Linked DNA regions of Homo sapiens: region 2 is linked to region 1. A link is a contact called in ENCODE Hi-C data. All regions are on one chromosome and are shown on one strand. Each heading gives the region's core, a stretch centred on a gene start or an enhancer-like site at or near the end of the contact. The rest is flanking DNA. Distances are from core to core; before and after follow the strand shown. Region 1 holds the start of EGFR (epidermal growth factor receptor). Region 2 holds the start of LANCL2 (LanC like glutathione S-transferase 2).

Region 1 (4,841 bases), core at 1,716-4,215:
TGGATCTCCTGAAACCAGAACTCGGACAAGGCAGTGGAGTTTGGAAGTTGAGAGAGGGATCTGGAGTTGGAAGCCCCTGGTGTGAATTTCCCGTCTGCCTCCCACCAGCTGTGGGAAAGTCACTTTAGTTCTTCGTACCTCAGTTTCCCCCATAGGAGGAGAGTGTGCACCTCTTATGCTTAATGTGGGGATTAGGACTCATGAAATGGTGTCTGGCAGTCATTACCTCTAAGAGCAGCAAGTCTAGAAGTTAGCATGTCCCAGAACCAAACAAAACTCCCACTAAACAAAGTGCATCTTGAATAAAATCCACTGAATTTGATAGACACAGGCCTTAAACAAATTTCTGTTAAAAGAGCTCATCTCCTATTTTAATAATTTGCCCCTGAAAATCCAGTCTTTTATGTTACTGTAATGGAATAGCGTCTGTTCTCCTACTCTCTCTCTTGTCTTCAGGAGCATTCTGTTTTGAGTGAATGCGGGACAAACAGGCAAATTAAGTGGTATTTATATTTTTCTCAGGAACAAATCTCCAACTACTAATAGTGGTGTTCAAACAAGTAACATCAAAGAATGAGAACACCAATGGAGGGAGAAAAGTGATGCTTTGGTGGTGCTCTGAGGGTTTAATTTAAAATAAAGAGAAGAGTCTCTTCGGCAGAGACAGGGCTGACACCTGACTAACAGGACCGGCAGTCAGCAGTCTCCGGAGCAGGCCCGCGTCTCCCGGGCACCCCAGGCAGGCAGGACGGGCCTGCAGGCTCAGCAGAGAAGAAACCTTTCCACCAGTTCCTTCAATGAAAAGCGGAATCCTTTATTATTGGAATCACACTCTACCTTTTCCCTCTTTCCTATATTTGGCAATATTGTAACAATTCCAGATGTCCTCAAAGAGCTCTTAGCATTGGCAAGTAACATCTCCGGAGACTTTAACAATCCTTCTTCCGTCTAGTGATCCCCAAATCTGGCTGCCCAACAGATCACATGAAGAGCATTAAAAAAAATCCCAAGTCCAGGTCTTGCCCCATGCCAATTAAATCAGAATGTCTGGGGGCGGGAGCCAGACACTGGTTTTTGTTTTGATTTTTTTTTTTTTAATCCCAGGTAATTCCAATGTGCAGCAAGGTCTGGGAACCACTGTTCTATGCCTTGCCCCTCCCCCAACGACCGCGCTGGGCACCAAACCCCAACTCCCCAAGCCAATGACATCAACAGCAAGTACGGGCCTGGCTCTTGGAACCCGCGCAGCTCAAGGTTGGAATTGTGCAATTAAACCTTCCAAGGCATGTTTCCCCTGTCAAGTGGGTTTATGGTCGGTAGTCACGAAGCCAGACTCGCTCATGTTCTGTCTGCACACTTGGCACACTTGAACCAGGGACAGCAATCCGGTGTGTGTGTGTGTGTGTGTGTGTGTGTGTGTGTAAGACAGGTTTAATATTTTGGTTGGCTCAAATTCTTCAAACAGCAAAAAGAGACATCCAAGAAAGAAAGTCTCCGGGTTTTGAGGAGAAGTTTGCTGTGAGCCCCATTTTGAAACACCATGGTGTTGGCCAGGATGAGCTCTGCTTCCGGGGCTTCCGCTCAAGAGTCCCGCGATCCCCCCCTGCAGTGGCCGGACAGCCGCGTCCCGCTCCACCGCGAAGCCCAGGCGCGACCGAAGGGCTGCAGGTGGAGCAGACCCGGACGTCTCCGCGAGGCGGCCATCGAAGGAGAGCCTGGGGCTTTCGGCGCGGGCGCCCAGGAGGGAGCTGGGGTCCCCGGGAGGTGGGGGGCACTCTTGGATAGGCAAGACGAGGGCGCACCGGGCGAGGCGAGCGGCCGGGGTCTGCGCCCAAGGGGCGGGTCGGACCCCACCTGCCTTTTGCCAACGAGGAAACTAACCGCCGCCAGCACCACCCCTCCCCGGGAGCCGCAGGTGGTGGTAGACGAGTTCTCCCAGCTCCCAGGTCGAGGCTGCGACTCCACACTGGGGAACGAGGATCGCGGGGACCTGGAGAGGGGCCGGGGCCAGGCTGGCGGGCGCCGGCTTCAGTTTGAGACCTGCGCGGAGGGCGGAGGCGGGGAGGTCCTCTCAGAAAGCCGCCTGTCCCGCGGGGTCCGAGGGGAGGCTGTATTTTTGGGTTCCTTCCTCAGCTTCCCTAAACAGTGCAGTCTCGGCGGGTGGGCAGCGCCCGCCCCTCGGGTGCGCGCCAGGACCCCGTCGCGCCCTGGGAAGACAGCGCGGGGCGCACGTGCGGGACCCCGGCCCCAGGCGCCCACCAGCACCCGGCTTTCGCCCACTGACGCCGATCCTGCGCAGCTGGGCGGGGAAAGTGAGGGAAGAAAGTTGGGAGCGGTTCGGGGCGCCGGAGGTCCCGGCGGCCGTTCCCCGCCTGGCCTGCAGCCCGGTGTCCCACGCGTCTCCTCCTCCGCCCGCCCCAGACTCTCCCGGCCGAAGAACGAAACGTCCCGTTCCTCCCGCGGTCCCGGTCGGCGGCGCAGCTGATCTCAAGGAAACAGGAAAGGACGGGCGGGGGCGCGGGCGCCGAGCCGGTGCGCCGGTGCGCGGTTGGGCGGGCTGCGGGGTCCGGGGCGCGATCCGGGGGCGGCGCGGGAGCCGGCGAGACACGCCCTTACCTTTCTTTTCCTCCAGAGCCCGACTCGCCGGGCAGAGCGCAGCCAGCAGCGCCAGGAGCGCTGCCCCGGCCGTCCCGGAGGGTCGCATCGCTGCTCCCCGAAGAGCTCGCTCCGGCTCTCCCGATCAATACTGGACGGAGTCAGGGGGCCGTGCGCGGTGGTTGTGGCGTTGGCGGCGAGGCGGGGACTCGGGCGGACGCCGACGAGGTGGCCTGTCGTCCGGTCTGGGCGGCGGCGGCCGCCGGGGCTAGCTCGGGACTCCGGCCGCCTCGGCCGCGTCGGGCGCTCACACCGTGCGGGGGGCGGAGGCTGCTGCGGCCGCGCTGCGCCGGGGGCTGCCCGGACGTCTAGCTCGCGCGGGCCGAGGCGCGGGGAGGCAGGGCGGGAGGAGGAGGGACCAGGCGGCGGAGGAGGGATCGGGAGGAGCAGAGGAGGAGGAGAATGCGAGGAGGAGGGAGGAGAACCAGCAGCGGGGACCCAAGGCCAGCGGCCGCCGGAGGCGGTGGACAGCGGTGGCCCCCGCGGGACCTAGTCTCCGGCGGGAGTGGGGCGGCGCATGGGAGGGGAGCGGGTGCCCTGAGGAGTTAATTTCCGAGAGGGGCGTTCCCAGCACTGCCCCTCTGGACCCGGTCCCCGCGGACTTGCAGGCCCAGCCTATGTCCAGGTCGAGCCAAATCTGTGCCAGGGTCCCCTTCCCCCTTTCCCTTCTTTTGTTTTACAAAGCAAACTTGTACCAGCTTTAGACAGACTGGCCGAGCCTTAGAGCCAGCGTCGGATAATGGCACCGACGGGGAAACTGCTCCTTTATTCGGGTCCCCACCTCCCCTGCAGCACTACGGGACCCTCTCGGGGATCAGAGGCTGGCCTGGCAGCTGAGGAGGTCGCCGTGCCCGCGCGGCAGGGGTGCCAGGCGTCCGAGGTGGTGCTCTAAAGTCCGAGGGTCCTTCAGATCTTGTCAAGCACCCTCGAAATCATCTGAAATGAGGGCACCCAACTCCGGGTGCAGAGACAGGCCTCCTTAATGTTTATTGCAACCAGCCATGGGTACTTTGAAGCCAATGTGTGAAGCACATTACTTCGCAAAAGTGAAGCTCTTGGAATAAAGGCTTGACACAAACAGCCGTGGAGGTGCTTTTAGAGAGGCTAAGTGTCCCACTGCCCCTGTAGCTCCCGCAGGAGAAATGCCAGGGAAACTCGCGGAAGCTTTGGCCAAAAGAAACTGAGCTTTTTTGGGCTGCAGGAACTTGAGCTATATTCCTTTGGCAAGTCCACCCCATCCCCACTGTTCCTTCTCCTGCAGTAAAAATGTCCTCTAGGTCCATGTTACAGCCAGACCCCTCCTCTCTTCACGAGATTCACTAGGACCTTCAGGCCTGGTTCAACAACCCTGATCTCTCGGCTCTGTCAAAAATCACAATCCTGAAGTAAGTGAAGCTACAGACCTGCCCTTTGCTGTCTCTGAAGGGGAGCAACCTTACATCTTTCCTCCTCATCCAGCAAAATGTTTGTGCCTGGGTCTCGCACCCTGCAGCCTGAACGGTGGGGTTTTTCACCAGGGCAAGCGCAGACAGACACAGGTCTGCTCACTGCCCGCACAACCTGGAACTTCCCTGTGAATTAGGAGAAGTAATCTGTTCCTTTGTTTTAACAAATCAGTACAGCCACTGTGCGTTGAAGTCATGCCCTGAATGCAGAGGCCATGAAGGCTCTGCAGGCATGTGTGTGCTTCCTGCACACCTGGGCTGAGAGCAGTCCGTAGAAACACAGAAAACAAAACTAGAGAAAGGCAAATGGGAAGCACAACAGTGGAACATAAAATGAAGACAGGAGTGAGTCTTACAATAAAAGACCTGAATACAATAAAGTCCTGTGCATTCACTTAACAAGGGCTGCAAATTTGGTTTTAAACTATATTTTCTGTCAAGGGAATGTGACCTGTGTGTACAAGTCACAACACAAATCAATTTAAGCTACAACTGATTTGTAAGACTGTACAGGAATTTCTTTGAGTGCCCAAAAAGACAGCATGTAAGAACATCAGTTCTCACTACGTTAGGACTATATGAGACAACAGCCTTCATAGTACGGCTTGTATATTCTTCAATGTGATCTGATAGCATCACAAGAAACAGAGCTTTTTGTAAAGAATTACTAGACACACACATAGCACAATACTGGGATGGATTCCAGGGAACAGAGAAGAATGGGTTTGCTGAACATCTTCA
Region 2 (4,796 bases), core at 1,866-4,365, 350 kb before region 1:
CGTGCTCTCATTTTCATATTCAAGAATAATATGATGTCCATTTCTTTCTTTAGCATATACTCACAACCACTGGCATAGGTCCCCACCCCAACTTACATTTCATTGCAGAGATATCACAAGCCCCATTAGTTACTTGTAGTCTAATTTTCTTTTCAACATAAATCAGGTATATAACTGAGGTCAAAAATCACATTTATCCAGATACAAAGGCTAAAAAGAAAAATACCCAATTTCAAAACTTTGAGTTGAATTAGTGTTTATCTCCTGTGAGGCTGCAAATGAAACTCACCTGCTTCCCATGTCTCTAACATTATTTTTGTTATTCTCATGTCAAGAGTTCATTTCATTCATCTTTCACTAAGCATTGCTGTAACCTACCTACTCCAAGGATAGTACTGAGATGGCCACTGGTAATAAGAATGAATGATGCAGTTTTTTCAATGCTTGCCAGATTTTTATTTTTGTTATTAAAAAATGAAACACTAAGTCACAAATGAAACACATATTTGTATGTAAAAATAGAAGAAATCTAGAGAAAAACCAATATTGAATATGAATCTAAACCGTGTAACTTAAATCATCAAGGGGAAGAGATTAACATTTATTGAGGCCTTTCTTAAGGTACCACATCAGGCAGTTTGCTAGGCAATTTATATGCTTCATCTAATTCAGACACATCCCCATCAGTTAGGACTTGTTCCCACAGGTTTGCTTGCTTTTGGTTTTTGAGACTGCGTCTAGCTCTGTCGCCCAGGCTGGAGTGCAATGGCGCAATCTCCACTCACTGCAACCTCGACCTCCGAGGCTCAAGCGATTCTCATACCTCGGCCTCCTGAGTAGCTGAACAGGCGTCCACCACCACGCTCGGCTAATTTTTGTATTTTTCTTTTGTAGAGACGGTGTTTTGCCATGTTGGCCAGGCTGGTCTCGAACTGCTGGGCTCAAGCAATCAGCCCGCTTCGGCCTCCCAAAGTGCTGGGATTACTGGCGTGAGCCACCGCGCCCGGCCTGTTTCGAGTTTTTAACCACATTCAAGAAGAGAGAGGTTTACAGAAGTCACTTGCCTTAGATTCCATATTCAGACCAATGGCTCTTTCAAAATTACCTTCTTAGTTTTAGCCAAATATGAAATACATGGAGATCCAAGGAGGTGAAGTGGCCATTGGAACACGTACCTCAGTGGAAAAAGAAAACCTGGTAAAGGTACGGTTTTACCAAGCATGAAAACAGTTGTGCTGATATTCAATCTTCTGTTTTATTCCCACTTTTTGCCTCCCACGTTAGATTCTGTTCAGATAGCCCGTGAAGGGTGACAGGGTATGCCATCCCAAAAATATGTCTCTGGCATAAGGATTATTTTAAGCTAAAAGCACTTGAAAAACAGAAGAGTGCTCTAAACTGCCCCCTTTTCTTCATGAAACAAGAGAAAACTCCTGTAAAACATGGCCTCCCTACACCAGGAACAAAGAAACACTCGGCACCAGAGCCGAGCAAGGCGGAGATTTCTACCTAGACGTGGTTCAAGCAGTTCCATCTTCCATTAGCCTCCCCGCACACTTTACTCTCCCACAGCTGCCGCTCTTGGTTCTGCCTAGCACAAAAGTATTTGGGTTTTGCCATTTCTTTGTGTCTTTTTCACGTAAAACATATTCAAGAGATGTATGTTTTTCTGTTGTTAATCTGTTTTATGTCAATGTAACGCTCTGACCCACCTCGCGACACTAAGAAAGTCAAGTTTGGCCTCCCCTTACACCCGCTTCCCATTTCTGGGCACACAGACAGTACGGACAATGCTTCTTTGTCGGCGAGAGCCCAGGGACCAGATATGGCCAAGGAAATCCAGCCTCCAGGCCACTTCTGAGGAGCAGGTAGCCGGCGGAGCGCTCCGCCGCGCAGGGGCGGGAGGTGTCCGCGGGCCTCACGAGTGCACAAGCCCGCATTGCGAAGCGCCGCTCGGGCCAAGAAGGAAAGCGCACTGTCCGCGTATTTCAAAGGCGCGTTGGGGCCAGGAGGGCCGAACTGCTGGAACGTGGTTCATGCAGCTGAAGCCCACGGACCCTAAGCGCGGCTCATCGGGAAGGCCCGGAGACAGGTGCTAGGCGCTATCATCCCGCGCCCTCCCAAGCCCGGCGCGCGCCTGTGACGTCACGCCTGGCGGAAGGTGGACGCTACCACCGCCGCGCTCCCCCTCCGGCGCCTCTGCGGCCAGGCCGCCGACTCACCTTCCCGTCCTGATGAAAAGGGAGGCCGGGCTCATCCGTGGTCGCCGGGGGACGAACACAGCCTGTCTCTTCGGCCGCTCCGGAGGCGAGCAGCGCCCCGGCGGCGGCCTCGTAGTCCGGGAAGGGGTTGACGAACGCCCGTTCCTCCATTTCTGCCTCCCCTCCCAGGTGGAGCTTCAGCCTCTTTGACATGGTCTCGCCCATCTCCGCCGCGGTACGGCGCGCGGGCGGGGACAAACCTCCTGTCCCGGCGCTGCAGCTCGCCCCGCCGCCGCCTCCTCCGAGGGCCCGCGCAGAGAGCGTCCTCTAGGAGGAGCGAGGCCGCGCGCTGGCGGGAGGAGCGGGGCGTCTGAGCGTGCACTGCCTCGTCGCGGGCTGCTCGCACATCAGGCGGCCGCAGAGGCGGTGGGCGCTGTGCCTCTGCCCTGTTCCTGGCGCCTTTGCCCTGCTCCCGACGGAGAGGAGCGGGCTCGCGGGAGCGCCCAGCGGCTCACAGCCTGCTCGCGCCTCCTCGCACCTTCCCCGTGGCCCGCAGAGCCCGTCCGCGGCGACGCGCACGGCCGGGGCTGGAGTCCCGGGGTGGGGATCGCTGCGCCCGGCCAGCCCCCTCCGCGATTTCCAAAGAAAACCGAACGCCCGCTAGGGCCACGCTCCCGCGGGGAAAACCTGTAGAGAAGAGGTCGCTGTCACTCAAGGTGTGTGCGCGTCGCCGACCGGGGCGAGCTCAGCCCCTGGCGCGCCGTCGTCAGCCTGCATTTCACCGGCCCCTGCTGCGCCAGCCCAAAGGAATAGCAGCAGTTCTTTGTTTGATATTAAGAAGAAAAAAAAAATCTCTTCTAAAGAACAGAATTTCAAAACAGTCTAAAACACTGCAAGGCTAGTCTCCGAGGGATGGGGGAGGGAGACAGTCCCTCCTATTCATCACTGTTGGAGGGGGGTGTCTGGGAGGAGGAGCCACAGGCCTTTTTTTTTTTCTTTTTATGTTTTATGTTCACTCCCTTTGTTTTGAATAAATGGACATCTTTGATACCGGGACATAAAATGAAAGCATACTTAATTATCCAAACATTTTATCGACCAGAAAGAGTCCTCCAGTGTTAATTGGCAAAGATCATAGTATGTATTATAAAAAGGACACAAGCAACCAGATCTTTACATTTATGTAATCGTGATGTGGTTTACTTCAGTCTTCATTGGTTCTCTTTATTTTTATTTGTTTGGACCAAATACGTGTAATGATTTCTGCTCCTTGAGGAAAATGTCTTATTTCCGTTTTCTTCCGCTCAGTAAACGTTGATTGAGCACCAAATGGTACTAGGTGATGAAGAAATAAGAGATTAAAAAGATAGTTTTGGCTCTCTGGGGATTCCCAGTTATTGGGTGAGAAAAGCAAGGATTACAGCATAGCTGATGTAGGTGCTTTTCTGGAAGCAAGCAAAAATACACGTTAATGTAAAAAGTGACATGATGAAGAAAAACACAGTGCCGAGCACAGGGAAGGCTCGGTTCCTCCTGCCTCCGTGGCCTCGGTGGAATGATGTGGGAAAGTCTGGCTTCCCACTACCTCTTCTAGTGTCCCCCCAACCCCACAGGGCTGGACATGTGAAACACACCCCACCAAGAACATGACCATGGGAAGGTACAGTGTAGAAGAAAATCATTTTAAAGGGGGTACTCAGCATAACTATCTTCAAAGTTCAGGGAAACAGAACAGATACAACAGGATGAGTGTTATAGCAGCATCCCTTAGCTCCACTTTCCTGCTTTCCCCTTTCCTGGGGTCTTTTCTCCCACCAAATTTTCATACCTAGACGGTGTAGGAAAATCCACTCCAGGAACTACTGATGCCGACATGCTCTAGGAGCCATCCTTATCCCACCACAGGGACTTAACTAGACAAAATAACCCACGGTGATATTCCCCAAAGTCTGGGGAACTATCACGCCTTGGACAGGTACAGCAGAAACGTCCACTGCGGGCTTTGTTAGGCTAAGCCTAGTGAATTCTCAGCTCTCCCTACCCAGGAGGGAGGTGAAGATTGTCTCTTCTTCCTGCAGTCTGCTGGTGGATAACTGGCAACTGTTGGCAAGTACAGAAACCTGTCCTAAAGAAAACCAATATTTTCAAAAGCTGAAAAATCGAAACCCAATTTAAGGAGTCGGCATATTTTCCTAAATGCTCTCTTATCGGCAGATCCCCTGCCCTCCTGGACAGCTCACTGACACTATTTTATGGAGAAGTGGTAGGTTCCCTTTCTTCAGCCTCCTGTCCCCTGGGGGTTTTTTAATGCAGAGCACAGGGGATTCCCTTCTGCGGCCCTTTTACACCCAGGGCTATCTTCCCCCGTGGCCACTCTTGAGCTCTTGAGTAGTACAGAGACCTTGGTCAGTGCCTTGAAATTACAACTTTATTTTCCTTAGGACAAGCCAAATTCTTAGGACACCCTCCCCACTCTTCTGTGTAAGAGAAGGGCAAGAGGACATACATGCCGGCCCAAAGCACACCCAAGGAGTCGTGAGGGCCCCTGGCAACTGACCTTTCAAAGGAAGACATAGTCCAAGGACACGATGTGCG

What was found. Hi-C counts contacts between places; a loop is a spot of excess contacts on that map. Pooled maps may share reads with other maps.
Region 2: a loop to region 1 is called in a map of sigmoid colon, with 7 times the contacts of the local background. The contact joins the promoter of LANCL2 here to the promoter of EGFR in region 1. A Hi-C loop is called at or near these places in 3 of 168 maps with a recorded cell type or tissue (ascending aorta, prostate gland and sigmoid colon) and 9 of 50 pooled maps.

The regions. Positions count from the first base shown.
Region 1 is chr7:55,017,141-55,021,981 of GRCh38, reverse strand. It overlaps EGFR (epidermal growth factor receptor), which reads right to left and starts at 2,965. Exons shown (of 28, transcript NM_005228.5): 1 at 2,617-2,965. The coding sequence starts at 2,704. LOC105375284 (a long non-coding RNA gene) reads left to right here and starts at 3,060. Exons shown (of 4, transcript XR_007060329.1): 1 at 3,060-4,841. RefSeq lists an enhancer at 1,291-1,965.
Region 2 is chr7:55,363,656-55,368,451 of GRCh38, reverse strand. It overlaps LANCL2 (LanC like glutathione S-transferase 2), which reads right to left and starts at 3,115. Exons shown (of 9, transcript NM_018697.4): 1 at 2,223-3,115. The coding sequence starts at 2,426. RefSeq lists enhancers at 1,651-1,890, 1,921-2,380, 3,001-3,190 and a silencer at 2,511-2,930.